Regions from separate parts of the Homo sapiens genome. Here region 2 is linked to region 1. A link is an interaction called in ENCODE POLR2A ChIA-PET data of the cell type or tissue named here. Cell type or tissue: MCF 10A. All regions are shown on one strand. Links, peaks and the distances in the headings refer to the core of each region. The heading gives the core; the rest is flanking DNA. Region 1 has its middle 170 kb from the start of SPRY4-AS1. Region 2 overlaps SPRY4-AS1 (SPRY4 antisense RNA 1).

What was found. Peaks named below come from ENCODE experiments on the same cell type or tissue, not always from the same donor. Only the 100,000 strongest peaks of a DNase experiment are listed, where the experiment ranks them.
Region 2: POLR2A ChIA-PET joins it to region 1 with 6 read pairs; 5 of 35 experiments call an interaction of 5 or more read pairs at or near these places.

What each region holds. Positions count from the first base shown.
Region 1 is chr5:142,483,648-142,500,132 of GRCh38, forward strand. No RefSeq gene overlaps it. Among named protein-coding and RNA genes, the nearest start is that of SPRY4-AS1, 170 kb to the left of the region's middle. In MCF 10A, for the core only: no CTCF peak of the experiment used is centred there; no DNase peak of the experiment used is centred there.
Region 2 is chr5:142,354,284-142,370,768 of GRCh38, forward strand. The region is part of intron 3 of SPRY4-AS1 (SPRY4 antisense RNA 1); the gene reads left to right. Among named protein-coding and RNA genes, the nearest start is that of SPRY4-AS1, 37 kb to the left of the region's middle. RefSeq lists enhancers at 777-1,578, 8,521-8,815, 8,605-9,324, 9,325-10,046, 10,284-10,333 and 1 more and silencers at 2,418-3,067, 6,561-6,799. In MCF 10A, for the core only: no CTCF peak of the experiment used is centred there; DNase peaks (open chromatin) are centred at 8,658, 9,318, 10,068, 10,458 and 1 weaker place.

The DNA.
Region 1 (16,485 bases), core at 5,350-13,349:
TGCATGCATCTAGCAGAGACACAACTGTTCTGTACGGGCAGGAACCCCAAGGGATGGTCTGTTCTGTTCTCCGTCTCTGCACCTCAATACCCCAAAATTGTTTCTGACAGATGGATGTTTAGCATGTTCTTGAAGGAAGAAGCGTCTGTGCCCCCTCTAGGGAAATGCACGCTGGGTTTAACCGCATAATTCAAAACAGGTGAAATGATGCCGGCATACCCACCTCTTCTAGCCTGGATTCTGTTTTAATGCCCTAGCTTTTACAGGAATAAAAGAGTATTGATTTTTCCACTGCAAGGGCTGTAGCCAGATTTGTTATTATTTTTAAATCAGAGATACTTTTTAAAACATGGAAATTTTTATGTTAGCTAAATCCTAGTTATCCCAGGAATGCCTAATGTCAAATAGTAGCCTTTCCTGGCATATTTCTCCTCCTGCATTTTTTAAAAAGAGCTTTCTGTTTGTTTGTTTCTTTTTGCCTCATAGCAGCTCTGCCATTAAATACATAAGACACAAAAGAGAGACAATCTAAATAATTATCCTTAGGAAATTTTATTAAGATACGGGTGGGAAGAGGGGGCACAGAGGCCACTGCCTCCTTGCGAGCTCAGATGCTCACCGATGTTGCTGTGTATCACCCCTCGCTTCTGCTCGCCCTGTATCAAAACATAGTTTAGGGAAAAGGTCACTGTGAATTTAGAGATGACATCTGGAATTGTATGTCAAGAAGCTTGAGTGTGTTGTGAGTGCTCTTCTGGTGGGCAGTTCCCTACTCCTCAGGGTTCCTCCCCTGGATCACAGAATGTGGACCACCAAGACACCCATGCTCTGGGGTCTCTGGCAGCCCTGTAATGCTGCAGCCACAAACCATGAGGGGCTTCTCTTCTTTTATCTTCTTTGTCATAATCAAAACCTTGACCTGTGACAGTGAGCTGCCAGGGGACTCCATTGCCTTGGAGTCTCCCTGGCTCCCCAGGATAGAAAGCTTCATCAGAAAAGAAATGCCCACTGAAAGTTGCTATGGCAGATGTCCCCCGTAAAAGAAACCTGAAGACCTTGAATAAAGGTGGCACCCAAGTGCCTACTCTGTTTAAAGAATGTGTGCAGCATCCAGCAAACAGGAATGCATGCTCATTTTCTTTATGTGGATTGGTGTTAACGGTTGGGTGACATGCTGGGGCTTTGATGACACCACTTGCATCTGTGAGTTGATGGGGCATCTGCAAGAGTGGAGTTAAGTTTAGTCCATCTTGGTTATGGTGGATGCTTCTGGAGTGAGTTAAGCACAGGAAAAGGGGCGGAACACTCACCCAAACCAGGATGTGTACCAGAGAGGGCTCCATTGTCTACAGCTCTCAAGGCTGTGTGTGATGCTGTGACTGCCTCCCCTCCCAGAGCTTCCTGCCTCCCAGGAAGAATGATCATTCCACTGTGCCTGCACATTCCTTCCCCTCTGCTGATAGGAACTTAGCCTCCAAGGGTTTGAAAACCAGCCTCCAGGGCTTGCTCTGCTCTTTACCCATTGCTGCTTATAAGTCAGGACCTGTGAGTGATAAACCTCTCCACCCCAGCCTTCACACCAAATGGAAAAAGATGGGCACCTTGGAGTATTCCTTTGAAAGATTACTGATTTCTCCACCCCACCACCACCTCCATCATGAAAGGTCCATCGATAGCCATCAGATTTCTGAACACACTCAGGTTTAGTGTCCCCTGCTATGCACCAGCCTTGGAGGCCTGGACACCCCTCCTGTTATTGGTGGATCCAGCCAGTGGTGCCTGACTCTTTTGCTCCTCACCTCCACCACCTCCTCTTGGACTTGGTTCTGTTGTTCATCCCTGTGTGGTACATGTCTATGGCCTTTCTTTCACCAGTGGCTTATTTCTCCCATTAAGATGTCCAAGTCTCACTGATCCTTAAAAGGGACCATCCCATGGCCCCATATCCTCTCTAGCCTCCACCCCAACTTTCTTTTCTCTTTCTCACCCAAGTAGTCTATGTGAACTCTGTCCACTTAACTCTCATCCTCTACCCAACTCATCGCTCTCTGGCTTCTTCCCTCACCATGCGAGGGAGCAACGCTCCCTGTGGCACCCACAGCTCATCTCCCCAGTGCTGTGTCTCCTTTGGCTCCTCCTGTCTTTGGACCTCCCTGCTGCACCTGGCCCAGGTGGGCACTGCCTCCAGCTTCAAACTCTCCTCTCTTAGCTTTTGAGACTTCAAGCTTTCTTGCTTCTGCCCCAATTTATTTGACCATTTCTTTCTCTTCTATATGAATTTCTCTTCTATTTCTAAAAACTTGATGGCCCCAGGGATACTTCCCTGACTGCTTCTCATTCTACTTCATCTCTGGGCAATGGCACCCACAGTCAGGGCTTCTGCTGCCACCTAAATGCCGGTGACTCCAAGATGTATATCTGCAGCTCAGACCTCTTCCCCATCAGAGGTGTCAGATGGAAATGTCCTCAGGGGCCAAGCAGGTAAAGAAAATGAATGAAACTGACTGTGAGTGTGGCAGACCAGAGAGCTGCTGGTTTTAGCCAAAGTGGGTGGCTGCTGCTGGGCTCCAGCCAACTCTTGATGCATAGGAATTCAGAGCCAGTGTCACCAGATTTTCCAATTTTCCCACAGAAGCTAGAAATACATAATCCTATTTGGAATCTCTCAAAGAGTAAATGTTGGTTCAATTTTTTTTTTAACATCTTTCTGAACCAAAGCCCATCCGAGAACTAGATCTGACTATGGACCACCACCCTGGGATCATGGTTTGCACTCCACTGACTGTTCAATGTCTTATTCCAGTGCCCATGGGCACTTCAAATTGAGCCTGCCCCAGACCATCTCTTCCCCAAACCCACCTCTCCTCCCCACCGTGTACCTTATCTCAGTTAGCAAACTTCCTTCTAACCTGCTCACCCAAGCTGGAAATATGGATGAGGGTGTCCTTTCCTTCCTCCTTTCCCTCCTCCTCCCACATTCACTAAACTCTACCAACATAACTTGCTAAATAAATCTTACCTATTCTTACTTCCCCATCCCTTACCACCATTATTGTAGCTTGGGCTGCTAGCATCTGTTGCCTGGCCCAGTAGCCTTTCAAGAGTTTTGACTGATGATTCATAGCAGTTGACTCTCACCATGTGTAAATTATGCTAAGCCAGACATGTAAACTTATCCCCTGACAATGATTGATTTTGGAATGGGGTGTGTGACCCAATCGGGGCCAGTGAGATGGGAGGGAGGGTTTGCTGGGAAGCTTCTGGAAAAGTTATCTTGCTAAGAAAGAGATACATAAAATAGGCCAGGCATGGTGGCTCACGCCTATAATTCCAGCACTTTGGGAAGCCGAGGTGGGTGGATCACTTGAGGTCAGGAGTTCAAGAACAGCCTGGCCAATATGGTGAAACCCCATCTCTACTAAAAATACAAAAATTAGCCAGGCATGGTGGTGTGCACTTGTAGTCCCAGTTTCTCAGGAGGCTAAGGCAGGAGTATTGCTTGAGCCCGAGAGGAGGAGGTTGTAGTGAGCCGAGAGCATGCCACTGCATTCCAGCCTGGGCAATGGGAGTGAACCCTGTCTCAAAAAAAAAAAAAAAAAAAAAAAAAAAGATACATAGAAGAGATGGCTCCCTTCTGTCTATGGTCATCACTGTGCCTGGATGCCTGGATGTCACCCTGGGAACTGCTGCAGCCATCTCTTGAAGATGAGAAAAGGCAGCCTGTAGGCAGAGCCAGCCACAGAGAGAAGTGGAGTGATGAGAAGGAGAGCGGTAGGGAAACTGGGTCCGTGGTGATGTTGTTGAGCCACTGAATAAGTCTTCCGTGTTGTTTGTCATCTCAGAGCTTCCAGCTATACCAGATAATACGTCCCTTGATAAATTCAGCCAATTTCAGTCAGAGTTTTGTGTTTAAGGAAGCCAAAGGCATCTTGGCTGGTACCCCTGTCTCCTGCCTCCAGGCCTGTGCTCCATCACTCCACGTGACATCTGACTGCCAGGGTGGTCCCTCAGGATGCTAATCTGATGGCATTGCCTCCTGCTCATGGCTCCTGTTGCCCATAGGATAAAGCCCCAGGACCTTGGCAGAATATACAAAGACCTCCATGACCAGGCCCCCTGCCTCCACAGCCAAACCAGTTCTCACTCCTTAATGCAAACCTTATGCTCACTGTAGTCTGCCCTGCTTGCAGTTCCCTACATACATCAATGACACTGTTTAACTCTTTCATTCATTTGACAAATCCACACAAGTGCAGACTCTGTGCCAGGAGCAGTTCCATGTGTGGGGATACAGAAGGGAACAATCCGGATGAAGTCCCTGCCTTCACTGATGTACCGGCTACTGCTCCAAGTCCTCTGCTGTCACCATACCCTCTCCCTAGAGTGCCTTCCCCTCTGTCTTGATCTGACAAATGCCTTCTTTTTTCAGTGCAGTGTTTAGCCCTTGAAATAGCTTTACATATAGGTTGAGTATCCTTCATCCAAAATGCTTGGGAACAGAAGATTTTCAGATTTTGGAATATTTGCATTATACTGGTTAAACATCCCAAATACAAAAATCCAAAATCCAAAATGGTCCAATGAGCATTTTCTTTGAGCATCATGTTGGCCCTCAAAAAGTTTTGGACTTTGGAGCATTTCAGATTTGGGGTGCTCAACCTGTATGTGTATTTCAAGTTGTTTACCAAATTTTTTATATTTTATTATATTTTATTTTATTTTATTTTATTTTAGGAGATGGAGTCTTGCTCTGTTGCCCAGGCTGGAGGGCAAATGGCGTGATCTCAGCTCACTGCAACCTCCGCTTCCCAGGTTCAAGTGATTCTTCCACCTTAGACTCTTGAGTAGCTGGAATTACAGGTGTGCACCACCATGTCTGGCTAATTTTTGTATTTTTAGTAGTATTTTAGTTTCGCCATGTTGGTCAGGCTGGTCTCGAAGTCCTGACCTCAGGTGATCCACCTGCCTCAGCCTCCCAAAGTGCTAGGATTACAGGGTGAGCCACCACGTCCGGCCCAAATGTTTTATTTTGAAAAACTTCAAACACAAAGAATTGTACCATGAAATATTCATGTATCTTCACGTAGATTCACTGATTAACATTTTGCCATATTCTCTCCTCACCCCTGCTGTATGTATGTGCGCGCGCGCGCACACACACACACACACACACACACACACACACACACACACAGGAAAACAAATGTTTTTCAGAACTCTTTGAAAGGAACCTATAGATATCATGACTCCTCACACATAAATAGTTCAGCACGTGTTCCCTAAGGCTAAGAATGCTCTTGGCCGGGCGCGGTGGCTCACGCCTGTAATCCCAGCACTTTGGGAGGCCGAGGCGGGTGGATCACGAGGTCAGGAGATCGCGAACATCCTAGCTAACACGGTGAAACCCTGTCTCTACTAAAAATGCAAAAAATTAGCCGGGCGTGGTGGCGGGCGCCTGTAGTCCCAGCTACTCGGGAGGCTGAGGCAGGAGAATGGCGTGAACCTGGGAGGCGGAGTTTACAGTGAGCCGAGATCGCACCACTGCACTCCAGCCTGGGCGACAGAGTGAGACTCCGTCTCAAAAAAAAGAAAAAAAAAAAAAAAAAAAAGAATGCTCTCTGGGAGCCTGAGGCAGGAGGATCTCTTGGTCCAGGAGTTTGAGGTTGTACTGCGCTGTGATCCTGTGATCGCGCCTATGAATAGCGACTGCTTTCCAGCCAGGGAAACTAAAAACAACAACGAAAATGCTCTCCTATATAACCACAATGCCATTATGCTCAAGAATTTTAAAATCAATATAATAATATTTAATATGCAGTCTGTATTCAACTTTCCTCAATTATCAGAAATATGTTTATGGATTTTTTTTTTTTTTCCCTACCAGGATCTTCTGAGCTAAGTTCTCATCTCCTTCTGGGGGCCTTCCTTAAACTCCTTCTGGCACTCACTGCTTCATGCTTCCAGAAAGCCATGTGCAGGTGGCTGTCATGGTCTCAGCCTCTCTTGTTACATGTGTCCACCCCTGTTTATATTGAGTCCCATGCTATGCTCACCTCCGTGTTCTCAGTGCCTGGTGCAGTGTGCGGCACATAGTAGGGACTCAGTACTTTTTGGTTGAGTGGATGATCAAGTAAGTGGCAGAATTAGAGACAAAACCCATGGCCTCATAGCTATTTTCTTGATTCCATATTTAACTGCTTTTTGCAGACAGTGATTGTTAATAATGTAAGAGCGGAAAGTCCTATCTGCCAAATGGTGAGAAGAGAGAGGTAATCTAGAAAGATAATTGTGAACAATGGAAAGAACCAACAATTAATGATGTTCAAGGTCATGCCCTTATAGAAGCATAACCCAGATCTCTGAGAACATCCATACAGGCAAAACCCTGCCTTCTAACAGTTGTTGCAAAGCCTCCGTCGTATTTGCAGTCATATCTTATAAACAGAATCCAGGACTCCTTCCAAGTGAAATGACTGCAAACCCCACATCTACCTAGAGCCACACTTTCTCCCAAAATGAACTTGTTAGCCCTCCAGGATGGGCTGATAAAACCAGGGAAAGTGTCTCTTAGCTTGGATGCATCATTTCTTCCCTCTTCAGTTCTAACTTTAAGTCTGGAGTTGGCTCTGATTTTTTTAAGTATATAACAGCTGAAACCATAATTAATATTTGGATCCAGGGACTCCAAATGTGAACCCAAAGAACATTTCCATTTTACTGGTGACTATTCCCTAACCAAGAAGAATGTGGAGGCAGGATCAAGGTCAGCCAAGTTATTCAGAAAGAGGCTGGCCATTTGTGGGAAGCGACCACTTGCTATGTTTTTTGGAGGACTCACTTTTTCTTTCCTAACTGGCCACAGTGTATGTTGCTTGGTCTCTTAAGACCCCTAGGTTCACTAGGAAAGTTCTTTCCAGCAACCACAGGGACCAGTCTAAAGGCCAAATAACCTGTCCATCTCACACTGTGCTGTGCACAGCTCAGACATCTATTAAGAGCCAGGCATTGTGGATACAAAGGTAAATAAGCCACAGCCTCTAGGAACTCATCATCTATGGGGGTAGGCAGACACACATAGTCCTCCACTTTATGGAAAATGCAGTGGGAGAGACAGGCGTGGACACTACAGAAAGGGTACCAGTCCAACTTGGGGAGGGCAAGTCAAGGAAGGCCTGGCTGGGGAAAGTGGGCACGGACTAGACAGGAATGAGGTAAGCAAGTTGGAGGGCTGTCTAGACAAGGGACATGGAAAGAGGCAATTATGGATATAGTCATCATCCTGATGAATGTGGGGACAAAGTGGACATTCACTATATGTTAAGATGATGCATGAAGAGTTCCATTTTTTTTTTAATCACATTATGCTGACAACAGAAGGCCAAAGACTATCTCCGAGTGGACATGGAAAGTCTTTGCCTCCCTGACACTGGGTGATCCTTTAATGTTATTCCCACTAAGGGTTAAAGGTTGAAGACAACCCCCACCCCCCACAGAAAAATTCAGTGAAGGTAATTATACCACCATCTATTTAGCTGCTAAAGAATTTACCATTCAAGGAGATGGGACCCTGCCTCACCAGAGGCGTTTAACAGGCCAGCGCTATCACATTACCCAGATTGTATAAAGAGTATGAATGATTTCCGCTCACAGACCTCTAATGGAGGTATCTCTTTACAAAGCCCCTACTTCAGGCCAGCTGAATGCCTCAGCAGTGCCTCCGAAATCCCGCGGTCCTAATCCCTTTAGCAACAAAGATCTGTTTCTTTGCTTAGCATGAAGTAGGCCTCAGAGGCCTGTGTGTGTCTTCGCCTGTAGGCCAGAAGCCTCCTGTTTACAATTTCCCTATTCCTGTTTTTAATGTTGTTCTGAGAGCAGCCACAAAGGGCTAGTTTTGTCCAGCAGGAACAAGGGAGCTATTAGAGAGAGAGGGAGGAAGGAAGGAAGGGGGATCGCAGGGAGGACTCCTCGAGGGATTAGCAGACACAGCTGTTCCCGAAGGGAGAGGAGCTTTAGGCTGTTTATAATTTCCGTCACATTTACATGTTTTAATATTTTATTTCCTTATTTTTTTTTTTCTGATCAGTTTCCTATCCACCATGTAAAGCGAGCATCTTGTGGCCATATTGACAGACTCAGAGTACCTGTTTCAAATGTTTGGGTCAGATGCTGCTTTTCCCTTCAGTGCTGTGCAGCTCTGGTGTGTCGGCCTCCAGCTTTTCCTGGGGTCACAGACCTCGCGACCACCAGGTGCCCAAGGAAATCAGTCGTTGAGGCGAACGGCTTCACTTCTTGTCCCATTTGTGTGTGTGGCTGGAATTCTCTAGCCTGAATGATTCATTTAGACTCCATAGACCACCACCTGTATTCACAGAGTCTCAGACCGACTTTTAAGATGCATTTCATTTTTGTCTCAAGGTTACATATCTAACCAGTGTGTTATAAAGGGTATTGGCCACAGGTAGAGAATGTATCATATTCCATATTTCTAAAATGGCTTATGGCAATTGCTTTAAGAGAATTATCCATGATTTCATCCTAAAGCAAACAAGTTTCCATTTGTGTCACCTTGTATTTCTTGTCTATGTACATACTCAGTGTTTGCATTTTACAATAAAACCAAAGATAGAATTTTAGTCTTAATTTTCCATAATATTATGGCATGCATATTATCCAAGAAAATTTGTTTCCAAAACAAAAAATTCCAAAAATTTCTATCCAAGAAAATTTGTTTCTCTTTTTTTAAAAACACCTCCTCCCTCCTCCTCTTACTCTCTTCCCTGTTACAAATATTCGCAGTGGGTTGTACATCCCTCCACATCTAGCTCTGTGCTCAAATAATCGTATAAAAGCTTTTTAAAATCTTGGATTGGAGGAATCATTATTTTATTAAAATGGAATTATATGTTATCTATTTCCCTGCATGTTTCCTTACTTAATATACAGAGGAAAATGCCTTTAATATAATATTTTTAAGCTGACATGGTGTATGCAGGGTCACCTTGCCTGAGAGCACCCTTTGGTTAAAGTTGCAGATGCCTATGTATATGGCAGTTTCATTTGTGCTCTGTTTTTCTTAAGTTTTACTTTTTCCTGGGGAAATTTAGTCAAGAAATAAATGACTTTCTCAAATGTCCAGTCGGCCCATTGCTGACCCTATGGGCTCTCATTGCCTTGGGGTAAGTTTCCAGACTTGAGCATCTTTTAGATCTGGCTGACATGCTACTACTGTTACAGAAAAGTTCCTCACGATAGTCTCAAAAGTTAAGTATATGCGGTTTCCTTTTGCAGGGGCCTGGGATGTGAGCTAATCTTTAAGTAAAAGAGAGAAGGGACAGTGATTAACATTCTCCAAACTCACCGAGGGACAGCTGTTCCAAACCCTTCCTTCCTGCTCAAAGTAGTTTTCAAGAGGAACCTAAGAAAAAAAAATTTTTTTTTAAAGAAGAATATGGAGTTCTTCCAAGATTGCTCAATTTTCTTTCTCTAAAGTAAAATAGTTCAAACCACGTGCCAATCCAAATGCACTTTCTGTATTCGGCCCCACTGGAAATGTGGACCATAAGATAAGATGCACAGCTTCTGGAATATTGTTTTTCAGATCTGGCCAGGAAAAAAAAAGCCACAATTTCAGCTGCTTTGATTTCCCCTCATGCTTTTTAAAGACAAATGCAAAGGATATTTCAGGGAACATGAGCTTCTGTGAGCCCCTGTCATCTCACTGCCCCATTGAATAGCTTTCTTTGGCAGGATTACAGATCTGAGGTGGTGATTATTGTTTTGGTGATAACATGCATTTTGAGGGGACCATTTTCTGATGCAAAAACTTTTTTTTTTTTTTTCACCCAGGCTGGAGTGCAGTGACATGATCTCAGCTCACTGCAACCTCCGCCTCCCGGGTTCAAGTGATTCTCCTTCCTCAGCCTCCCGAGTAGCTGGGATTACAGGCATGTGCCACCAGGCCCAGCTAATTTTTGTATTTTTGGTAGAGAAGGGGGTTTCACTAGTTGGCCAGGCTAGTCTTAAACTCCTGACCTCAGGTGATCCACCTGCCTTGGCCTCCCAATGTGTTGGGATTACAGGCGTGAGCCACTGCGCCCAGTGAGAAAAGGTTTTAAAGATGTCTTTGCATTCCAAGTATAAATTAAAGGTTCTGTGAATTTTACTAAATGCTTTTATTAAAAAATCTAGAATTACCCAATATACACATAACCTTTAGGTTTTGAATGTGATTGTTTCGTTAGCCCATGCCAAGGACATGCCCTTAACAGACGAACTATCTTCCTTCATCTGAAAATGGGGATTCTTTGATGCAAAGTGGTGCACGTATGGGGCCACGATATAGGGCAGGATCTCTGTGTAGCCATCCAAGGCAGCAAAATCAATACTGACCGTCAGTGGGTGGCAGACACCACAGTGCCAGCATCTTACATTCATCAAGACTATGTTAATGAAAATGCAGATGGGAGAATGCGTCAGACCCTTTTCTGGCTTTAGAGTGTGTATCAATTTAACTAACTCCATATACATGATCAAATTATAGGTGAAGAAAACAGAAGATGAAATTTGTCCCTTTTCCTTTTGCCCAATATACAATCTAAAAAATTAACCAAAAGGGCAAAAAGGAAACTTGGTAACATGTTAGTTTTTTTCAAAATTGATTTATTGATTTTTTTTTTTTTGAGACTGGTTCACTCTGTCGCCCAGGATGGAGGCACAATCATGGCTCACTGTGGCCCTGACCTCTTGGGCTCAAGCAGTCCTCCTGCCTCAGCCTCTCTAGCAACTGAGACCACAGGCTCATGCAACCACACCCGGCTAACTTTTAAATTTTCTGTAGAGATGGGGTCGCACTATGTTGCCCAGGATGGTCTCGAGTGATCCTCACACCTTGGCCTCCCAAAGTACTGGGATTATAGGCATAAGCTACCATGCTGAGCCAGGATTTATTTATTTTTTACAGTAAAAACTGCCTTTTCCAGGAAATAATAAAAAACATAATACAGAGTCAAGGAGAGTAAAAACGAAAGTCAAACCCCCCAGATTATATTCCCCAGTAACTACTATTTATGTGAGGTATTAAAATTAAGGAGAAGTACAAACATGCTCTCGTGGCCTAAGTAAAGACCAGCTCTAAATGATGCCAGTTCAATCAATTGAAAATAAAAAAATTCATCCTGAAACAATTTTTTTTTCATGTGATTATCCGGACAGCAGGGAACCAAGAAGAGTATTGGGATGGGGGCAGGAGGATGAAGGGAGGGCTGAGCTTCCAGGAACCCTGCTTTACAGAGCAGTTCTGGTTTTTTTATTTTTTCTTTTTTTGAGATGGAGTCTCACTCTGTTGCCCAGGCTGGAGCGCAGTGGCGCAATTTCAGCTCACTGCAACCTCCGCCTCCTGGGTTCAAGAAATTCTCCTGCCTCAGCCTCCCGAGCAGCTGGGACAACAAGCGCCTGCCACCACACCGGCTCACTGCGCCCGGCTCATTTTTGTATTTTTAGTAGAGACGTGGTTTCACCATGTCCAGGCTGGTCTTGAACTCCTGACGTCAGGTGATCCACCTGCCGCAGCCTCCCAAAGTGCTGGGACTATATGCGTGAGCCACCACACTTGACCTGCTACACTACTTTTAATGCTGCTTCGACTAATAGTATTTAGGCCTTATGTGGGCAAAGTCACAGTTATGGCTATGGATTGATTTTTTAAAAGGTGCATGCTTAGAATCGTCCAGATTTCAAATCTTCCAGGGGTTGGAAGTGATTGGAAATGTTTTCTCATGTTGAGTATTAAGAGAAAAAAAAACAACTCCAAATGCCCTACCATCTGTCTATATTACAAATTGCCCAGAGCTATGAGAATAGTTTTCTGTAGGAAAAATCGTGGTGGCTTATACACATAAAATGTGAACTTGCAGTTGCTGACAAATGCTGCTAGACCACAATCATGGTCCACCAAATTACATTTGTGGAGTGAGAGAATCAGAGGTCTTCCTTCCTATTATTGATTGTTCCCCATGTCTCATTCTGATAAAACATTCTTTCCTTGGATTTTAACCAGTGACATGGTGCAGAATTAGATCCACATGTGTTGATTTTTCCGTTCTATTTTTTCCCTTGGAGTCTGAAGAACGTCAGTCCTGGAATGCATGCATCAACCCTTTAGAGAATATTTTCTATGAACAAATACTCTAGCCTTTGTAACTACAAGTGCTGAAGTTACAGTAAAATATCATCATAATCCCTATTTTCATTTGCTTCTAACTTTCCAATAAGGTATCCTTTGGGTTGAAACTTTCCATGCTTCATTTCATCTCAAAGGTGAATTTATTTTGGAAAGTTCACACTAATTTAATTCAGGGACTTGGAAGGGATGTGAGAATAAAAATATACCTTCTTCTGCTCTGCAAACAAATGTAAGACTTCGGTCATAGATAACTCCAGAGTAGCCAAGCAGTGGAACAATAAACAGGTCTCCGAAAATCTGTTGAAGTAAAGCAGGTTGAAGTGATTAACCACAGATTTCTTGCACGCACTGAACAGCCTGTAGTGCCTTGAGGCTCTCTGGACTCTTCTGAAGGACCATGGCCAAAATGGGGAATCTGGGGGCCTGGGTGGGAGAGATGAGAGATTTAATTTGGGTCAGGGCAAACTACCGTATGGTCCACAAAGTTTTAAAACACACTGATTATTGTCAAAGGCTCTTCTTTTAAAAGAGGAGCTGATTGAAATGCCATAGAGACTAAGTTACTCAAGCCTGTGACATGATGTCTATGAATATAAGGCCAGAGTCCCTAGGACATTGAAATAGAATGGTCTAGAACAAGGTTTCTCAACTTCAGCACTACTGATATTTTGAGCCAGATAATTATTTGTTGGAGGTGGTGGCGGCGGTGGCGATTGTGTTGGTTGTGGTAATGGTGGTGGCAGTGGCGGCAGTGGTGGCAGCAGTGGCTTCAGTGTCCTGTCGGAGGTCTAGCAGCATCCTGGTCTCGACCTACTAGATGCCAGTAGCAATCCTCCCCCTCAACCCCCTAGCTCAAGTCATAACAATAAAAAATGCCACTGGGCATTATCAAATGCTTTTTTGGGGGTAGGAATAGCACCCAGCTAAAAACAGATAGTGAAACTTAAGAGTTTAAACCCATCTGAGCAAGGCATTTACAATAGAATGGAATCCGTGCAGTAGAAAACCTGACTTTTTTTTTTCTTTTTCTTTCTTTCTTTCTTTTTTTTTTTTTGAGACAGTCTAGTTCTCTCACCCACGCTGGAGTGCAGTGGCATGATCTCAGCTCACTGCAACCTCTGCCTCCCAGGCTCACCATGTTGGTCAGGCTGGTCTTGAACTCCTGACCTCCAGTGATCCACCCACCTCGGCCTCCCAAAGTGCTGGGATTACAGGCATGAGCCACTGTTCCCAGCCAAAAACCTGACATTTCTAATAAAGGCTTCTTAAAAACTAGAATCAGCATTGCAAAGAAGTGGCCCTCCCATCCAAAACCTGTCCTCCCCTGAGTTACACCTGGCACAAAGCAGATTCAAGCAGGTTTCAGACTCTAGAGCCCTGTCTCTTAGCCTCTGTGCCATTACACTCTGCCTGTACAACTGTATAAAGCCTTCCTTACCATTATTAAAAGGAAAGGTTTAAAAATACGTCTTTAGTAACCCAACAAATACTTATTAAATATGATAGGGCCCCATACTATACATTGTGTAAGACAATAATGATCACAATGTAATCCCTCCCCACAGTTGTGGCGCATAGTCAGAAGACTTAGAACATAACAGAACAGTGCAAAATGTGAAATGTACCTAAAACAAAAGTACAATCCAAGGACAACTGAAGTAAAAAGACTGTAGAGAACTTTTAACCTGGAGTAGGAGAAAATCAAACATGCAAATTCCCTGGAGAGATGAACACTGTCCTGTCTCCTATGAGACCACACTGTGTGGCAGGCACCGTCCTAGGCACAAGGGATAACAGTCTAATGAGGGTGGCAGATGTGAATCAGATGATCACACAGATTTTGGTGAGAGGTGCTAAATTTGAAAGGGACATGGTATGATGACTGTGAAAATGATTGAACTTTCTTTCCCCCTCCCCCTCCCCTCTTTCGACAGCGTCTTGCTCTATTGCCCAGGCTGGAGTGCAGTGGTGCAATCTCAGCTCACTGCACCCTCCGCCTCCCAGGTTCAAACCATTCTCCTGCCTCAGCCTCCCAAATAGCTGGGATTACAGGCGTGTACCACCACGCCTGGCTAATTTTTGTATTTTTAATAAAGAAGGGGTTCCACCATGTCGGCCAGGTTGGTCTTGAACTCCTGACCTCAAGTGATCCTCCTGCCTTGGCCTCCCAAAGTGCTGGGATTACAGGTGTGAGCCACCACGCCCGGCCTGGACTAACTTTAGATGAGTGGTCAGGGACATGATGGCTGACCTGAGTGCTGAAGGATAAGTAGGCGTTTGCCAGGTGAAGGAAGTAGGTATATACATGAATGTGTGTGTGTGTGCATTGTGGGAGTGGGAAGAATGAGGATATTTGAGGTAGTGAGATCAGCATGTGCCAAGGTCCTGAGGTTGAAGAGAACATAGGGCAGAGAGGCAACAGGAATCCAGTGAGACCAAGGCAGTGAGGGGGAGTAGAGACGAGAGCCTGCAGGGCCATATACGCTATGGTAACAATGTTAGTCTTTATTGAAATAGCAGTGGGACATCATTAAAGCATTTCAGGGAGATGAGTGACATCATCTGATTTGAGTTTTCAAAAGATCCTTCTGGCCGCAATGTGGAGAATGGATTAAAAGGGGCCAGAGTGGGCTGGGGCCTCTGTGGTTGTTCAGATGAGAAACCATGTAGCACAGAGGCCCATGCACGAGTTTGCTTTTGTTCTTTTTCATGGAAAGATCTTGCCTTTTTATAAGAAAAAAAAAAAAATGAGAAGACTCCAAAGGAGTCCTCTGTTGAGCTGGATGGTTCCATACCTCTGTCCCAGCTTCTGGCAGGTGCCAACAATGCTTGGGATTTCTTGGCTGGTGGATAACATTGCTCTGAGCTCTGCCTCTGTTTGCACACATTGTTCTCCTCTCTGTGCGTATTTGTATCTCTCTGTCTCTTTTCTTTTCTTTCTTTTTTTTTTTTTTTTGAGATAGAGTCTCGCTCTGTCTGGCCCAGGCTGGAGTGCAGTGGTGCCAATCTTGGCTTACTGCAGTTTCTGCCTCCCGGGTTCAAGTGATTCTCCTGTCTCAGCCTCCCAAGTAGCTGGAACTACAGGCATCTGCCACCACACCTGGCTAATTTTGTATTTTTGGTAGAGACGGGGTTTCACCATGTTGGCCAGGCTGGTCTCGGACTCCTGACCTCAGGTGATCCACCCGCCTCGGCCTCCCAAATTGCTGGGATTACAGGCGTGAGCCACCGTGCACAGCCTCTCTGTCTCTTTTCTTAAAGGACACAGGTCACTGGAGTTAGGGCCCACTCCAATCCAGTATAACTTCATTTTAATTTAACAAATTACATCTGCAAGACCCTATTTTCAGGTAAGGTCATATTCTGAGGTTTCTTGTGTATAAGTGGAATACAATGATTCAACTTAGTACACAGCCCATCCTGACAGTGTCAGGACATTGGGTATAGACTTATTTCAACCAGAAGAGATCTGCAAAGAACTCCATTCAAGAAAAGCATCCTGAAGTTAACATCATCAACTGGAACTGAGTGGCCTCTCTCTCTAGGCAGGCAGGGACCCTCTGGTTATCATGTAGCCTGCTTTGTTCATTTATATTATCTGGCTGGCTCCCATAGACATTTGAGTTTGTGACCCCAGGTTTGCAGTAAAAGTGAACAATATTATAATGTGGGAACAACTGGAGGCTGCCGGGGAGTGTGTGACAGGGGGACCGAATTTAGTAAAGGTTGCGGAATGGGTGAATGGCTCTATTTGAAGGCTGTAGTGCAGTTGTTCTGGCAACTTAATCTCTGGAAGACCACAGATGATGTCTATTATATCCCTATGCACCAGCTATGACCTTGGAAACAGGCCATCCTGACAGCATGTCAAGGAAGTTGTTATAGGGAATTATTTCAGCCAGAAGAGATCTCTGCAAAGCAATCTGTTCCAGCCTACTGTGTCATGGAGTAGTCCCCACGTCCCCAATTTTTTTGCTGGAAATGCAGCGGCAGCCAGCGTGAAGCCTACACCTGTCATGAGCTAATGTTTGATTCCTGCCAAAGTTTGCACTTGGGTTCCATTACCAGGGTAGAGAGTCCTTCCAGGGAAGCGTGTTAATGTTTAACCCTTTACCCACAAATTCTGTCTGTCTCCCGGAGAAACCTACCACTTGCCAAACCACTACCATGCCCTTTGGAATTTTGCTTTTGCTTTTTAACATTTTTTGGTTTTGCAAGCAGACTAGAGAAAGGAAAATTAATAGAAACTGGGCTTCACATGCAAGGTCCATAGGCCGTTTTGAAAAGTCAAGGAAGAGTGAAGC
Region 2 (16,485 bases), core at 4,782-12,781, 130 kb before region 1:
CTCTGTCTGGCCAAGGCATACCTTTAACAATTTATGGGAATCATCTCTGAAAACGACCGAGAGGATTAGCACCAAGAAACATAAAAGTCTGTTTTCTTTGAGTTACAATCTCTCTTTTAAGACCTGAACTCTGGGCATCTAGGCCAGTCCGCTGCCTCTGTCCAAGATGTATGAGCAACCTGGGCTTATAGCACCCCATGCTCTTCTCTGGGTAGCTACTCTGCCTTATTAACAACCCCATTAGGTAGAAATTTGTTCCTTGCCACTGGAATGGCATTTCAGCTTACAGGATACAGACAAGACCACTTAATACCTGTGTGCCCTTGACCATATTTTGTGTCATCCCTGTACCCAGTTTCCTCATCTGTAAATAGGAATAATAATAATATCTAAGTTGGTAAGGTTTTTCTTTGTAACTTAAATTAGATAAAATACATATGTAGCTTACTTAGGGTATTATATAGCAGCTGCTAAGCACTCAATGAACGTGGATGATTATGCCCTGAATTGAAATAGCTCTTCCTGCACTTTATTTTTATTTATTTTTTTGAGACAGAGTCTCCCTCTGTCGCCCAGGCTGGAGTGCAGGGGCACGATCTCGGCTCACTGCAACCTCCGCCTCCCAGGTTCAAACAATTCTCCTGCCTCAGCCTCCCAAGTAGGTGAGATTACAGGCGCCTGCCACCATGCCTGGCTAAACTTTTTTTTGTATTTTTAGTAGATACAGGGTTTCACCATGTTGGCCAGGCTGGTTGGCCAGGCTGGTTTCAAACTCCTGACCTCAGGTGATCTGCCCATCTTGGCCTCCCAAAGTGCTAGGATTACAGGTGTGAGCCAGCGCGCCTGGCCTTCTTACTGCACTTTATTTTATTTTATTTTATTTTATTTTGAGATGGAGTCTTGCTCTGTCACCAGGCTGGAGTGCAGTGGCGCGATCTCGGCTCACTGCAACCTCTGCCTCCTGGGTTCAAGGGATTCCACTGCCTCAGCCTCCCAAGTAGCTGGGACTACAGGCGGTGCCACCACGCCCGGCTAATTTTTTGTATTTTAGTAGAGACGGAGTTTCGCCATGTTGGCCAGGAGATGGTCTCCATCTCCTGACCTCATGATCTGCCTGCCTCGGCCTCCCAAAGTGCTGGGATTAACAGGCGTGAGCCACTGCGCCCAGCCACCTTACTGCATTTTAAACCCAAACTTTAAATATCATCTAGGTCAGTGGCTCTTTTTTTTTTTTTTTTGAAACAGAGTTTTGCTCTTGTTGCCCAGGCTGCAACGCAATGGCGCCATCTCAGCTCACCGCAACCTCCACCTGCCGGGTTCAAGTGATTCTCCAGCCTCAGCCTCCTGAGCAGCTGGGATTACAGGTGCACGCCACCACGCCCGGCTAATTTTGTATTTTTAGTAGAGACGGGGTTTCTCCATGTTGGTCAGGCTGGTCTCAAACTCCTGACCTCAACTGATCCGCCCGCCTCGGCCTCCCAAAGTGCTGGGATTACAGGCGTGAGCCACCGCGCCCGGCCCTAAGTCAGTGGCTCTTAACCCTGGTTGTACACTAAACTCACTTTTGAAGTCTTACAGAAATGCCAGTGCCTAGGCCCCATTACCAAAGATCCTCATTCCCTTTGTCTGAGGTGGGGTCAGGGGTGTCAGTGTTTTTGAAAGCCTCCCTGGGAATTCTCATTTGCACCTAGGTTGAGAAGTACTGTATCTAGTTCAGTGTCTCATTTTCCTTATAGGAAGCTGTGAGGCCGAGAGATGAAAGGAAAGGCTCAGGCGATATAGCAAGAGCAGAAGGACCCAAGCCCCTTATCAAGGCTTGTATTCAAGGGGAAAATGCAGCCCTGGGGCTGCCCTTCACTCGGTCTTTGGGATGAGACTTCTGAGCTCTTTCCTGATAATAATGTTTGGACCTTTCCAACCCAGTTCTTCCTAGCACCCTTGCCTTTTCATCCTTGGATGCCTCAGGTCAGACCCCTCAGAGAGGTGTCCCTACAGAAAGCCGCTGTTCTAGAATGTGACCCATTAAAAAACTCATAGCACTTGTAGATGTGAAATAATCCTGTTCATTCATTTTTGAGAATCTAAGCCCCCTGTGGGCAGGAACCGTATCTGTGTTGTTCCTGCGGTGCGGGGGCTTAGAGTAGTGACCAGCACTTAGTAAAACATACTCATTAAATGACTGAATGAACGAAATCCCAGGAGGCCAGTTGAGTAGTTTTTTTTTTTTTTTTTTTTTTTCCTGGTCCCGACCATCTGATTCTCATTACTTCTACAGCTCGGGAAGTCTCTGCTTTGGCATTTTATAAACCTCCTGTGCGTACGTCGACATTTTAACCATAAATCCAGAGTTTTGGGACTGCAAAACTCGAGGCCAGGGGATTGGGGGAGGGGGATAACTACCCGGAGGTCCGAAGCCCGGCGGAGCTGCCCTGGGGTTGGGGGGAGGGACGGGAACCCTCGGGAGGACGCCCCTCCGCCCCCTGCCCACCCCCTCGGCGGGACATGGCCCCGGGCCGGGACGTCCTTCAGATTGGTGCGCCGCCGCCGCGGCCGTCTCCTCCCGTCGGGCGGGGTGGGGGGTGGTGAGGGACGCGATCCAGGTCGTGGCCTGGCGGCGGCTCCGGCCACAGCCCCCGCATTCCGGCCGCGCGCCCCCGGAGGTGACGCCTTGAGGAAGCTGTATTTTTTTGGGGGGGAGCCGCAGGGAACCGTTGGGAGAGGGGCCCTGTGTGTGTCCCTTTAAGAGCCGGAGCGCTGCCTCCGCCTCGCAGGCGCCCGGAGCCTCACAAAAGAACAGGATGTTGTTGATTTGTCACCAAACCACAGAGAGGAAATGATTGTAAATTTCCTTTAAACATCCCCACCGCGCTCCGGCCGCCCCCGCTTCCGCCTCCTCCGCCCCCGCCCGGTTCGGCACAGCGGGGCCTCAGCGCTCCCGCGGGGCGCCTGCTCCCCGGCCGGGCCACGGGCCGAGCGGCTCCTGGGCGCCTGCGGGAGGAGCCCCCGGCCCGGCCGCTGCCCCAGCTCGCGTTCCAGTTGCTTTTTCTACAGTTGCAGCGGAGGAAGGTCCTGGGCTTTTGTGTGAGCCCGCGCGCCGCCCTTCTCTCCGGGAGCGAATGGGAACCGCGCGCGGGGAGCTCCGTGCTGTGTCTAGGGAGCGCCTTAGCGCGCCATCCCCGTTTAGCCTCGCAGCTTCCCTGTAGAGGCAACAACCGTTATCTCCTTCGTTAGGGTCTGGAGGGAAACTGAGGCCCAGGTTAGTTACGTGAGCCGAAAGTCACCAGCTCTTGGAACGCTTTGGGGGCTCTTGGAACACACCATGCAGGTTTAGGTCACCCCAGACCTTATATTTGTGAATCAGTGAGCGACCGGAACATTCTAGAATCCCCAAGTCATCAAAAGTGGCAATTTACATTGCGAAGTCCAAAGCAATGATTGCCAAGTCCAAGTTTTTTCGTGGGGGAACGTCCCTCACCACTTCCAGCCGGGCATCCACTTTTCAGAAGCTGTTTGGGTCTCAGTTTCTACTTTCACTCCATTTGCTTGTAAGATTTCAGGAAGCCTCTGGTGGAGTAAGTGTTTGCTCCCAACCTGTGGCCCATGTTGGAGTGGTGTGGTCTGTGGTCTAGGAAAGGGCTGCCTTTGCTGTACAGAGTGTTCTTTTGGAGCAAGTAATGCTTATTCCGGCATAGGCTGCACTGGGCTTCTTGAACTAAAAGCAGCAGCTAATGTCCTAGACACCGCTGAACAGAATTCTCTCATTTCATCCTTTGACCAGCCCCAGGAGGTAGAGGTTGCTTTTCTCTTTAAACAGTTGAGGAAGCAGGTTCAGAGAGGCTGAGGAACCGGACCAGCTTGCACATTGTAAGTGGAAGACAAAAGACTCATTTAGTTACCACATTCTGATTACTGGTGATGTCTCTCTTTAATACTTTGTCTTATTACTCGCTTGCGGAGACAGGTGGTGAAGAGAATACAGGATATTTTTGTTGGGTCTTGTTACCTCAACTTCCAGGGAGCTCTGGGCCGGACTCCACTTTCTGGGAATAGAGTTAGGTGGCCAGTGCTCTCAGACTGGAATCTTCCCTTTGCCAGCCTTATGAGAGGTCCTGAGTGGCTTGGGGACTGAGGTGGAGTTCTTTTCACTCTACTTGAATAGGAAAATGGGCTCCTTTAAACGATTACCTGGAGTTGGATTTCTAAGGCTGAATAGCCCCAGTCCAATGCAAGCCCTTCTATTCAGATTTCTCAGCTCTAGGGGGCAATGGTAAGAGCTGGTGAGATGTATGGAGGGTTGACTTTGAATATTAAACGTGCGGTTCCTAACAGCTAATGTTTTCGTGTGCCTGCTATGTGCCATGCACTGTGCCAGGTGCTGTGCACGTGTTTTCTCATTTGATCCTAAGCCACGAAAAGTTGGTACCCAGAGAGGTCGTGCACCTAGAAATGATGGAGCAGGGGTTGGCATTTTTCTCCACAGAATCCCCTGTGTCTGTGCAAGAGGTCATCCAGGCACCCCAGAAATGAGACCACAGTTGCTTGCCTTCAATCATTTAGAAAGCCAAGAGGGTCCTTGGTGCGGGTGGATTTTGAGAGAGAAAGACAGTGGCCTTTGGCTCCTTTGTGCTGCAGCTGTCTGCAGTTCCTCAACTCTGAGGACATTTGTTGATGGATTTCCAGAGCGGACTTCTGTGTCTCCACCTGTCCTTTTTGCTTTTATAGAATGCCAGTCACTGGGACATCCACATCCTGACACTTGGGAGGGTGAACCATCTCCTTGTTTCCATTCCTCAGATGAGGAGCACAGGGCACCAACCTGCTAAGTTGTTGTGGGCACTGAATGGGCTGACTTGAGGCAGAGCAAAGCCACTGAAGTCAGGGTCCCTAGTCCCCGCCACTCAGTTCTGGGGAAGCTGGAACCATAGGGCAGGTCATCTGATGCCACCTGGTCTGAGTTTCCTGGCCTGTGAAGAACTTTGGTCTAGGTGGTCTATGAGGGCCCTTCCAACCATTATAGAAAAAATAGCTTCTATTTACTGGTCCCGTTAATAATATTTATTAAACATCCATTACATGCCAGGCACTACTGTTACAGGCGTTGGAAATACAGTGGTCAACACAAGTTCTGCCTTCTTGGAATTTAGGTGAAGATGCCCGAATAAAATAATTTTATATATATGTAAGTGTATGTATATGTGTATATGTCTATACATATATATGTGTACAGTCGTAGGCTGCATAATGATGGTTCAGTTAATGATGGACTGCAGATAACGGCGGTGGTCCATAAGATTATAATAGAGCTGAGAAATTTCTGTTGCCTAGTGAGATCATAGCTATCCTAATGTCTTAGCTTAGTGCAGTGCATTACCTTTTCTATGTTTAGATACACAAGTGTTTATCACTGTGTTACAGTTGCCTACAGTATTCAGTACAGTACCATGCTGTACAGGTTTGTAGCCTAGTAGCAATAGGCTGTACTGTATAGCCTAGGTGTGTAGTAGGCTATACCATCTAGGTTTAAGTAAGTACACTCTAGCTCTACGATGTTCGCATAACGATGAAATCGCCTAACGAAGCATTTCTCAGAACATTTCTCAGAACTTACCCCAGTCGTTAGGCGACACGTGAATGTATGTGTATATATGTAAAATGTCAAGGAGTACTTTGTTATGGACAAAAATGAAGCATGTAAGGGGAAATGCAGTGTGTGTGATGGGAGGGCTACTATTTTATTTAGGGTGAGGAAGGCTCACTGATAAGGTAGAAGGGAAGGAGTGAACCAGGCAGCTTCCTGGGAGAAGCTTACTGTAGGTATTTGAAATGGCAGAGATAAAGACTGGAGATGGGACTGTGTTGCATAGCACTTGCTGTGTGTTGAGCACTGTGCTAAGTGCTTTGTAGTCTTATATGTTTAATCCTGCTTATCACTGTTTTGTTTTCTTTGAAGTGTGAGACTCAGGTTAAATGATTTACCCAAGGCCACACAGCTAGTATGTAGCGAAGGTGATATTCAAATGCTAGTTTTAATCATCATGCTGCTTCCCACTAGGGACTCTCCTTTTTGAGCTGGACCTGGCATTTCATTCATGACCTGGTTCTTTTGATTTCTTGGGGATTAAACAGCAACAGTGGCCAAGGTGACACCTGGCAACTGAGTTGCATGGTTGACAACAGCTTAGGGCCTGAAGTTCCTTTTTGTGAGTGGAGGAAGGTGATAAGTTTAATACTGGAAAACCCCATGTTGTGTTTATGGCAGAAGGGGGGAGAAACACCTTTGGATTATTGTAAACAAGAGAAACGGGAGAACGGGGTAGCCTGAATCCCTCTGTCTCCCCCTCCTTTGTTTTAATTTCCCTAAGATAGTCCCAGCACAGCATGTTGTATTATACAGCGATAATTAAAACACTTGGATTTGTGAACTGAGATTTATAGGGCAAACAGGAGCCAGAGGAGAAAACGACAGTCATCTCTTTTATTTGCAGGCAGATATCCAAATTGCCACTTGCTTGCTTTTTCTTCCCGACACTATCACCTACTCTGCTTAATTAGATCCTTTCTTTTCCATATCATTTCCAACTGCCCGCTCTCCCTGCTGCACTGCAGTTTGTGAAGCCACACACTGAACACTTTCCCACAGCCCAGGGAAGATGTGAGTCAGAAACGCAGCAGCAAACAAGAGCGGAGGAGGGCACCTTTGCATCGATCGATCGGGCTGTCCCGCCTGCCTGTCCATCAGCCTCAGGGAGCAGGGACGGGAGGAACCTAACCGAGGGATAAGATGAGAAAGTGCTAGACATTTTCCAGCCTTCCTAAGACAGTTTTCTACTGAGTGCCCATTTGTTGTGGGGAGTGGAGAGGAGAATGAATTCCCCAAACAGCAGGCCACCCCCAAATCACATTGCAGTATCAAATAATATTTTGCTATGTTCAAAACTGTCATTCTAAACTTGAAACAGGGAGGGATGGGGGGCAGTTATGGGGACTGAGATGAAGAAAATGCTGTCAAATTTAGAATCTAGTAGAAAGGACAGTCAAAAATAGCTAATGAGAATTTTTGGCTAAATTAATTTGTTTTGGGCAAAATATTTATTGAATACCTTGAGTATTTGCTGATACTATGTGTCAGACATTGTTTTAGGCACTGAGGGGATACAGCAGTGGCCAAACACCAAGAAATCCCTGCCCACATTGATTTACATTCTACCTGGGTAAAGGAGGGTTGTGACTGTTAATTTCTTACCAAAGAGCATAGAAACTATGCAGAAAAATGAAGTGAAGGGGCCAGGCATGGTGGGCTCCCACCTGTAATCCCAGCACTTTGGGTGGCCGAGGCGGGTGGATCACTTGGGGTCAGGAGTTCGAGACCAGCCTGACCAACATGGTGAAACCATGTCTCTAGTAAATAAAAAAAAATTATCTGGGCATGGTGGCGCATGCCTGTAATCCCAGCTACTTAGGAGGCTGAGGCAGAAGAATTGCTTGAACCCAGGAGGTGGAGGTTGCAGTGAGCCAAGATTGCACCATTGCACTCCAGCCAGGGCAACAGAGCGAAACTCCATCTCAAAAAATAAAATAAAATAAAGCAGAGAAAGTGGCTAGGGAGTAGTACCGGGATTTGTAATTTTAAAACAAAGTGAAGACAGTACAGTGTGTAGATTGACAGACCCGATCTTGAATCTGGGCTTTGACACCTGCCAGCTGTGTGTGACCTTTGAGTTTCTGTAATCAACCAGTCTGAAACTTAATTTTTCTTATTTGCAAAGTGGGTCTAGTAATAAGGGGTTACATGAGTAAAACTATATATATACATATATATATATACGTGTATATATATGTATATATATATGTATATGTGTATATATATATAAATAATTTTTTTTCTTTTTGAGACAGAGTCTCACTCTGTCACCCAAGCTGGAGTGCACTAGCGCGATCTTGGCCCACTGCAGCCTCCACCTCCCAGATTCAAGCGATTCTCCTGCCTCAGCCTCTTGAGTAGCTGGGATTACAGGCATGCGCCACCAGGCTCGGCTAGTTTTTGTATTTTTAGTAGAGACGGGGTTTCATCATGTTGGCCAGGCTGGTCTCAAACTCCTGACCTCAGGTGATCTGCCTGCCTCTGCCTCCCAAAGTGCTGGGATTACCGTCATGAGCCACTGCGCCCTGCCAGAGCAAAACAATATAAATTTACATATTCAATCAGGGTTTCATTAATGTTAGCTGATATTAACTAAGTGCTTATAATATAGGGTGATGGGGGAGCCGAAGGAGGAGTGACCCATCGCATTTGGAAAACGGGTTATTGTCCCTGTCAGCTGTCTTTTTTCCAGTAATCCTAGTTCGACCATACACCAAGAAGGCAGCAGGAGTGCAGGAGAACTCTTGCAGCCAGGATTAAGGTTGGGAAGGATTTAGATCCTGGTTTGGTGTGTGGGACATAGGCTGAAGTTAGAGTAATTGTCAGTATTTTAGATTCTGTTTCAAAAATTATTTTCTACAAGCTTTGTGTTCAGCCATATAGTTCACAACAAGCCTGGTGGGGAGGCTGGGGCTGTCCACTTGACAAACGGGAAAACAGGCACAGGATGTGAGTGCCTGGCCAAGGTCACCTCTAGTCTCCAGAGGAGATCTCCTGCCGGCCCAGTGATGAGTCATGCTGGAGTGTTGCTCCCGGGGTGAAATCACAAAGGAAGGCAGGCTTGGATTTATTGCAGGCAGCAAGGGGAAGTTTCCTGTTCTTGAGAAATCTCAGAAACAGTAACTCCTCCACCTGAAGGGCCTTACTGAGTAGCCCCCAAACCCACACAGGTACAGGGCCTGGTTTAGGGTGAGGGAGAGGCCTTTGGCCTGTGCAGAGGATAAGCAGTAAACAGTAGAAAGAAAAAAGAAGGGGCTGGGCACGGTGGCTCACACCTGTAATCTCAGCACTTTGGGAGGCTGAGGCGGGCGGATCATGAGGTCAGGAGATCAAGATCATCCTGGCTAACACGGTGAAACCCCGTCCCTACTAAAAATACAAAAAAAAAATTAGCCGGGCGTGGTGGCGGGCGCCTGTAGTCCCAGCTATTCAGGAGGCTGAGGCAGGAGAATGGCGTGAACCCGGGAGGCGGAGCTAGCAGTGAGCCGAGATCAGGCCACTGCAGTCCAGCCTGGGAGACAGCGAGACTCCGCCTCAAAAAAAAAAAAAAAAAAGAAAAGAGGAAACTTGTAGTGGAGAGCTTGGGCTGTAGGCCCAATGGACCTTGGTTTGCTGATTCTGCCCCTTACTGGCTTGGGCAAGTCCTATAACCCTTTCTGAGTCTCAATTTCTTCATTGGTTAAATGGGATCATCACAGTGCCTGACAGGTTTAATGAGAGAGTGAAATAACGTATGTTCAGGTTGCTTGATCCTAGGAGTTCAAGACCAGCCTGGACAACATAGAGAGATCCCTGTCTCTACAAAAAATACAAAAATCAGCTGGGTGTGGTTGTGTGTGCATGTAGTCCTAGCTAATCAGGAAGCCGAGGCAGGAGGATGGCTTGAGCCAGGGAGGTCATGGCTGCAGTGAACTGTGATGCCACTGTACTCCAGCCTGGGCAACAGTGCGAGACCCTGTCTTAAAAAAAAAAAAAGATATGTGCCAGGTATTCAGCACCGTGCCTTGCACGCAGCAAACCCTTATAACATTGGTTGTTATTTATGGAGAGGAAAAGGATAAAGGGGTGGGAAGGCAAGAGAAGAGGGCTTAGGGTACTCTGCCCTCTAATGCTGGACCATTCAGATGAGGTCCTGATGAAGCTCTGTCCACCTGAAGCTTTTATTTTTATTTATTTATTTTGAGACAGGGTCTCGCTCTGTCACCCAGGCTAGAGAGCAGTGGCATGATCTTGGCCCACTGCAACTTCCACCTCCCATGCTGAAGCGATTCTCCCACCTCGGCCTCCTAAGTAGCCGGGACTACGGGCACGCATCATCATGCCCAGCTAATTTTTCTATTTTTAGTAGAGACAGTGTTTCATCATGTTGCTCAGGTTGGTCTCAAACTCCTAGGCTCAAGCAATCCACCAGCCTCGGCCTCCCAAAGTGCTGGGATTATAGGCGTGAGCCAGCACACCTGCCTTGTCTGGAAGCTTTTAGAGTCACTCACACAGGAAATGCCGTCTTGGCTCTCCAGGGGTTCATGCTGGATCCAGCAGAGCAGGACCAGACAAACACCCGACATCTTCCCGTTTTCACTCACCCTCCCTGGCATCATGGTTCAGTGGTCACGGTGGGCCTGGGAGGGCCCCCCTTGGTTCCCCCTGTTTCCCTTACCTTAACCTTTGCCTCTCTGACTGAGACCCATTATGCCTCCTGTCTCTGTTGACTCCATATAATGAAAATAATTGAGCCTGTCTCCACCGATAACTGTCTCGAAACAAGCCCCGCCCCGGTCATCTGCCTCTGACTGAACACACCCCGCCCACTGCACAGGGCCTGCCGTAGCCTGCTTCCAGAACCCAAGCAGGGAGAACCCGTAGGCGAGGTGCACGTTTCACAGTGAATGAAGGAACTGGGGCTGACACCCTGGTGGACAGCCCTGTGGTTTGCTGAAGGGTGTCTAATGGTTCTGAGACTAAGGTTCAAAATCTCTGAAAGCGCCTCTAAACAAAACGTTAATTACGGTGTTTTTGCATTTCGACTTTGCCCTTCATCCTCAGCCTTCCTTCCTCGATGCTTCCTGCCCTGGTTTTGTGTGGAAGATTCCTTTTTTTTTTTTTTTTTGAGATGGAGTCTTGCTATGTCACCCAGGCTAGAGGGCAGTGGCACGATCTCGGCTCAGTGCAACCTCTGCCTCCTGGGTTAAAGCAATTTCCCTGCCTCAGCCTCTCGAGTAGCTGGGATTACAGGTGCCTGCCACCACGCCTGGCTAATTTTTGTATTTTTAGTGGAGACGGGGTTTCACCATCTTGGCCAGGCTGGTCCCGAACTCCTGACCTTGTGATCCACCTGCCTCGGCCTCCCAAAGTGCTGGGATTACAGGTGTGAGCCACCGCGCCCGGCCTTTATGGAAGATTTCCTTAAGAAAACAGGTAATAGGCAGGGCTAAAGAGTTGCATGCGCTTGGGGAGGAGAAGCTACAGAGGCTCATAATTTCTGATTTCTGTGTAAATTGTCCCAAGAGCTGACCTCATACTTGTAAGCACAGCACCTCCCAGGATGAGTGAGAAGGGCAGGGTTGTCAATTAGAGGAAACTTATTTAATTGTATAACTCTAGTTCAAAGCCCTCATTTATGTTTGTATACTTTGTTGAGATATTGTAACAACCTTAGATGAAAAAATTGAAATTCTTATAATGTTTCAGTGTCTTAAATGACCCTGCCCATTTGCCTGGGGTCTCTTCTCGTCTTTATCCCTGCTCCTACACACATCTGCACATGGTGTGAGTTCTTTCACCATGGGCCTGGGTTGTGCTAAAACCTTTTACATATTTTTCACCGAATCCTTGCAATAACTCTAGAAGGGAGGAATTATTATCCCAATTACTCTGTTGGAGAAGCGGAGGCTCTGAGGGGTCCTATAGTCACAGTTGGCAGAGCTGGGATTCAAACCCAGGTCTGATTCCATCCAAAACCTGCCAACTTTGTGGTCAGTATGATTTTGTCTGTGTTTTTCACTCAGTATTGTATTATAGATATTTTCCTTTATAGTTTTCGTACTTATTGTTTAAAATGAGAGCACAGAATTCCGTGAACCATTATTTGTGTAACCATTTTCTCCTCCTGGGCATTTGCACTGTCCTCGGTTTGTCACAGTTATGGACAATGCTCTAACGCACATTATGCTTAAGGCTTTTCTCCTCCCCTCTTGCCCCTCTCCTCAACCCACATGTTGGGTGACTTATTCACCTAAGTTTCTGATTCCCCTCCGGGGAGTTGCTTAAATATAGAAGGGAAGGCAGAGCCGCTCAGTGGTTCAGAGCACAGTCTTTACAGTCAGACAAAGCTTGGTTTGAAAATCAGTTCTGCTACTTCCTGGCAATATGAACTTATGCAAGTTACTTAACCTCTCTTTTGTCTCAGTTTCTTTTTCTGTAAAATGGGGATAATGTCTGTCTCACAGGATATGTTGTGAGGATTATATGAGATGACACATGCAAAGAACTTGGGGCCAGCGTATTAAATACATATTAGGCACTTGGTACTTAGAAATTGCTGGACTTGATCCACAGATGTGTTTAATTTGGTCTCCATAGTGTGAAGTTTTAAAAAATTAAATGGCCAGCACTTAAAAATTGGCAGTTTTGGCCAGGCACTGTGGCTCATGCCTGTAATCCCAGCACTTTGGGAGGCCAAGGCAGGCAGATCATGAGGTCAGGGGATCGAGACCATCCTGGCTAACATGGTGAAACCCTGTCTCTACTAAAAATACAAAAAATTAGCTGGGCGTGGTGGCGGGCGGCTGTAGTCCCAGCTACTCAGGAGGCTGAGGCAGGAGAATCACGTGAACCCGGGAGGCAGAGGTTGCAGTGAGCCAATATCGCGGCACTGCACTCCAGCCTGGGCGACAGAGCAAGACTCCATCTCAAAAAAAAAAAAAAAAAAAAAAAATCTCTAGACTCTCTTGAAACATCAGAATGTCTGGAAACATTGCACCTGCATCTTCACGTGGTTGGATAGGCTGGAGCTGAGCAGCAGCTGCCCCCTTTAGATGTGGCATGAACTACCAGGTCTTTTTTTTTTTTTTTTTTTTTTTTTTGAGACAGAGTCTTACTCTGTTGCCCAGGCTAGAGTACAGTGGTGTGGTCTCAGCTCACTGCAACCTCTCCCTCCGGGTTCAAGCGATTCTCCTGCCTCAGCCTCCTGAGTAGCTAGGAATACAGGCGTGTGCCACCACACCTGGCTAATTTTTGTATTTTTAGTAGAGATGGGGTTTCACCATATTGGCCAGGCTGGTCTCGAACTCCTGACCTTGTGATCCGCCTGCCTCGGCCTCCCAAAGTGCTGGGATTATAGGCATGAGTCACCACGCCCGGCCAACTCCCAGGTCTTTTATCTTAGGCTGGGTTACCCAAGGGCAGACCCTGAAACAGCAGAAGCTGACAAGGGAGTGAGGGAATTGGGACTGGAAAGGGGAAGAAACCAAGCAAAGGTGCAATTTCATGCAAAGGCCCTTGGAGGGTAGCTTCAGCCTGAGCCTACAGGGAACTCCAGAGTTGTCTTGGCCTGAGGCAAGGTCATTGGCTAAGGTCTACTGACTACCTGGTAGTGGTAGTAAAGGGACACAGCATAGGAGGTCTAAGGTTTGGGCTGTTGGAATTACACTGATGTTCAGAGGGGCTGACAACTGGCAGAGGGTTCTGGGTGAGGCACCGACAGTATCGGCTACATGTCATTCATTCATTTTTGCATCAGACACTTGAGTTTGCAACCCCTGCACTACTTGGTCATTATTATATGTGTGCAAATTGGGTCACAGCTGGGTCAGAGTGGCAGCAGTTCTCTGCTTGGCTAAAGGTGGGAGGGAAGGAACAACTCTCTTGCAGTGGACAGGAAAGGTGTTTTTATCTCTGTTTTCCAGATAAGGAAACTGAGTCTCAGGGAGGTCAAGAGACATGCCAAAGCACAGCTTGGAAGTGGTAAGGTGAAGAACAGAGTGCTGGTGTTCTGCTTCCTGGTTTGTCTCTCTCCCTCTGGTTTATGTCATCCAGCCCATTTCTCCCTGTACCTGGAGATGCTCCCTAAGCAAACTTTTCTGTGCAGATGCAGATTGAATACAGATGTTACAATAGGGTTAGTCCCACATAGCTGAACTCTTTCTAAAGAAAGACAGAATCGTTTGCAGAGAAAACCAGAGCTTGTTTCCTAAAAACTTCCCTGGTAGAGGGTGGGTTTTTGTCTTTTTGGCCCAAGACAGAGATGGTGGATGAAGCTTCTCCTTCAAATCTTCAAGATTTAAAGAAATTGCTCCGCCTCTTTGCCTGGAGGAATGCCGTGCTGCTCAAAACACACTTTTGGACACGGCACATTTTTCTGTCACAGTGGAAAGACCTGACTCCCTCAAAAGGGTGTTTGCAAAAAGCATCGCGTTCTCAGAATGACAAAACAGTTTTAAAAGAAAAAAACATTGTGTCAGCCCTGCAGCTTATCAATATAAAATGAAGACTAAGATTCATTTATGTGAATGGATCATTTTTTGGGGGAGGGAGTTGTTAAAAATTCATATATCTTGGCTAATGGAACCACTTCCATATCCACAATGAAAAAAATTAAAAAGGAGGCTTATAAAACCTTTCCTGGAACAACCAGAAAAGGAGTGAGTCCCTGAAAATACAAATTGGTGGTGTTATCTTTGCATATTTGCAAAATTCTTTGAACTTCTGAATAGTCTGTTGTGGACCTAGTCTGCTGTTACTTTGACACAGGGTCTTGCTCTGTTGCCCAGGATGCAGTGCAGTGGCGTGATCCTAGCTCACTATAGTCTCAAATTCCTGAGGTCAAGCACTGCTTCCACCTCTGCCTCCCAGGTAGGTAGAATTACAAGCATGTCACCACACCTGGCTAATTTTTTTTTTTTTTCTTTTTGAGTAAGTGTCTCACACTGTTGCCTAGGCTGGAGTGCAGTGGTGTGATCTTGGCTCACTGCAACCTCTGCCTCCTGGGTTCAAATGATTCTCGTGCCTCAGTCTCCCAGTAGCTGGGACTACAGGCGTGCACCACCATGCCTGGCTAATTTTGGTATTTTTAGTAGAGATGGGGTTTCGCATGTTGGCACAGGCTGGTCTCGAACTCCTGTGCCTGGCCCTAGTTATTTTTATATTAACAGTAATGACCAAGCTCTGAGAGGTTCCTTAATATTAGTAGCAAAGGTAGGATTCAAATGCAGGTCTGGATGACCCATAACACATATCGTTTTGCACTACTCGGTTTGCCTTAAATTAGCCCCTTCTTTGGAATAAAGCACCCTGTTAAGAAGACAAGTTGAAGGCCGGGCGTGGTGGTTCATGCCTATAATCCCAGCACTTTGGGAGGCCGAGGCAGGCAGATCACGAGGTCAGGAGTTCAAGACCAGCCTGGCCAACATAGTGAAACCCCGTCTCTACTAAAAATACAAAAATTAGCCAGGCATGGTGGCGCATGCCTGTAGTCCCAGCTACTTGGGAGGCTGAGGCAGTACAATAGCTTGAACCTGGGAGACGCAGGTTCTGGTGAGCCGAGATGGCGCCACTGCACTCCAGCCTAGGCAACAAGATCAAAACGCCATTTCAAAAAAAAAAGAAAAAAAAAGGCACCTTGAATGTCACATTTGTCCTCTTCAAGGTACTTGCTATCTAAGGTGGGGGTGGAGAATCCTTTATTTTACAGAAACAGTGATTAGTTCTTAAGCCTTACTTCATAGATAAGGAAACTGTGAATCAAAGAGGTCAAGTGGGGCAGGCGCGGTGGCTCACGCCTGTAATCCCAGCACTTTGGGAGGCCGAGGCAGGAGGATCACGAGGTCAGGAGATTGAGACCGTCCTGGCTAACACGGTGAAACCTCGTCTCTACTAAAAAATACAAAAAATTAGCTGGGTGTGGTGGTGGGCACCTGTAGTCCTAAGTAGCTTACTTGGGAGGCTGAGGCAGGAGTATGGTGTGAACCCGGGAGGCGGAGCTTGCAGTGAGCCGAGATTGTGCCACTGCACTCCAGCCTGGGTGACGGAGCGAAGACTCTGTCTCAAAAAAAAAAAAAAAAAAAGAGGTCAAGTGATGTGTTCAAGGTCACAGCTATGAAGTGACAAGACCTTTTTTTTTTTTGAGATAGGGTCTTGCTCTGTCACCCAGGCTGGAGTGCAGTAGCGTGATCCCCGTTCGCTGTAGCCAGCGTCAAGCTCCCAGGCTTAAGCAATCCTCCCATCTTAGCCTCCCCAGTAGTTGAGACTACAGGCACTTATCACTGTGCACCACTAATTAAAATTTTTTTTTTTTATTTAGAGATGGGGTCTATCAATGTTACCCAGGCTGGTCTCAAATTCTTGGCTTTGTGATCCTCCCACATCAGCCTCCCAAAGTGCTGGGATTACAGGCATGAACCACCACGCCCGGCCTTCACATATTTTACTTACTTCCCACTTCCCTCCTTACCTCCCTTCCCTCTTAATTTCTGGCTGGTCAGTGAGCCCAGTAGGGCTATCCTGCTGCAATCACATCTGCAGTGACAGCGTTTCCCTGCTTCACACTCTGGGCTCCCTGGTGACTGTCCTGCTATGTACGAAGTTCATTGGAGGTGCACACATTAAGGGTGAAAAAATGCTGGGACCTCCTAACATACAGGGGAGGTGGGCTAGTGAGGCCACTCTGTATTTGGGCTTTAGAGTCACCCAGCCTGGGTGTTAATCCTGGCCTGTGCCACATTGGCAGTGTGACCAAAGGTATGTTATTTAATATATCTGTGCCTCTGATTCTGTATTTGCAAAATGGGGATGAGACCAGTACTTACCTCGTAGAGATGCAGGAAGTTTTAGAAGCATTAGTTCATGAC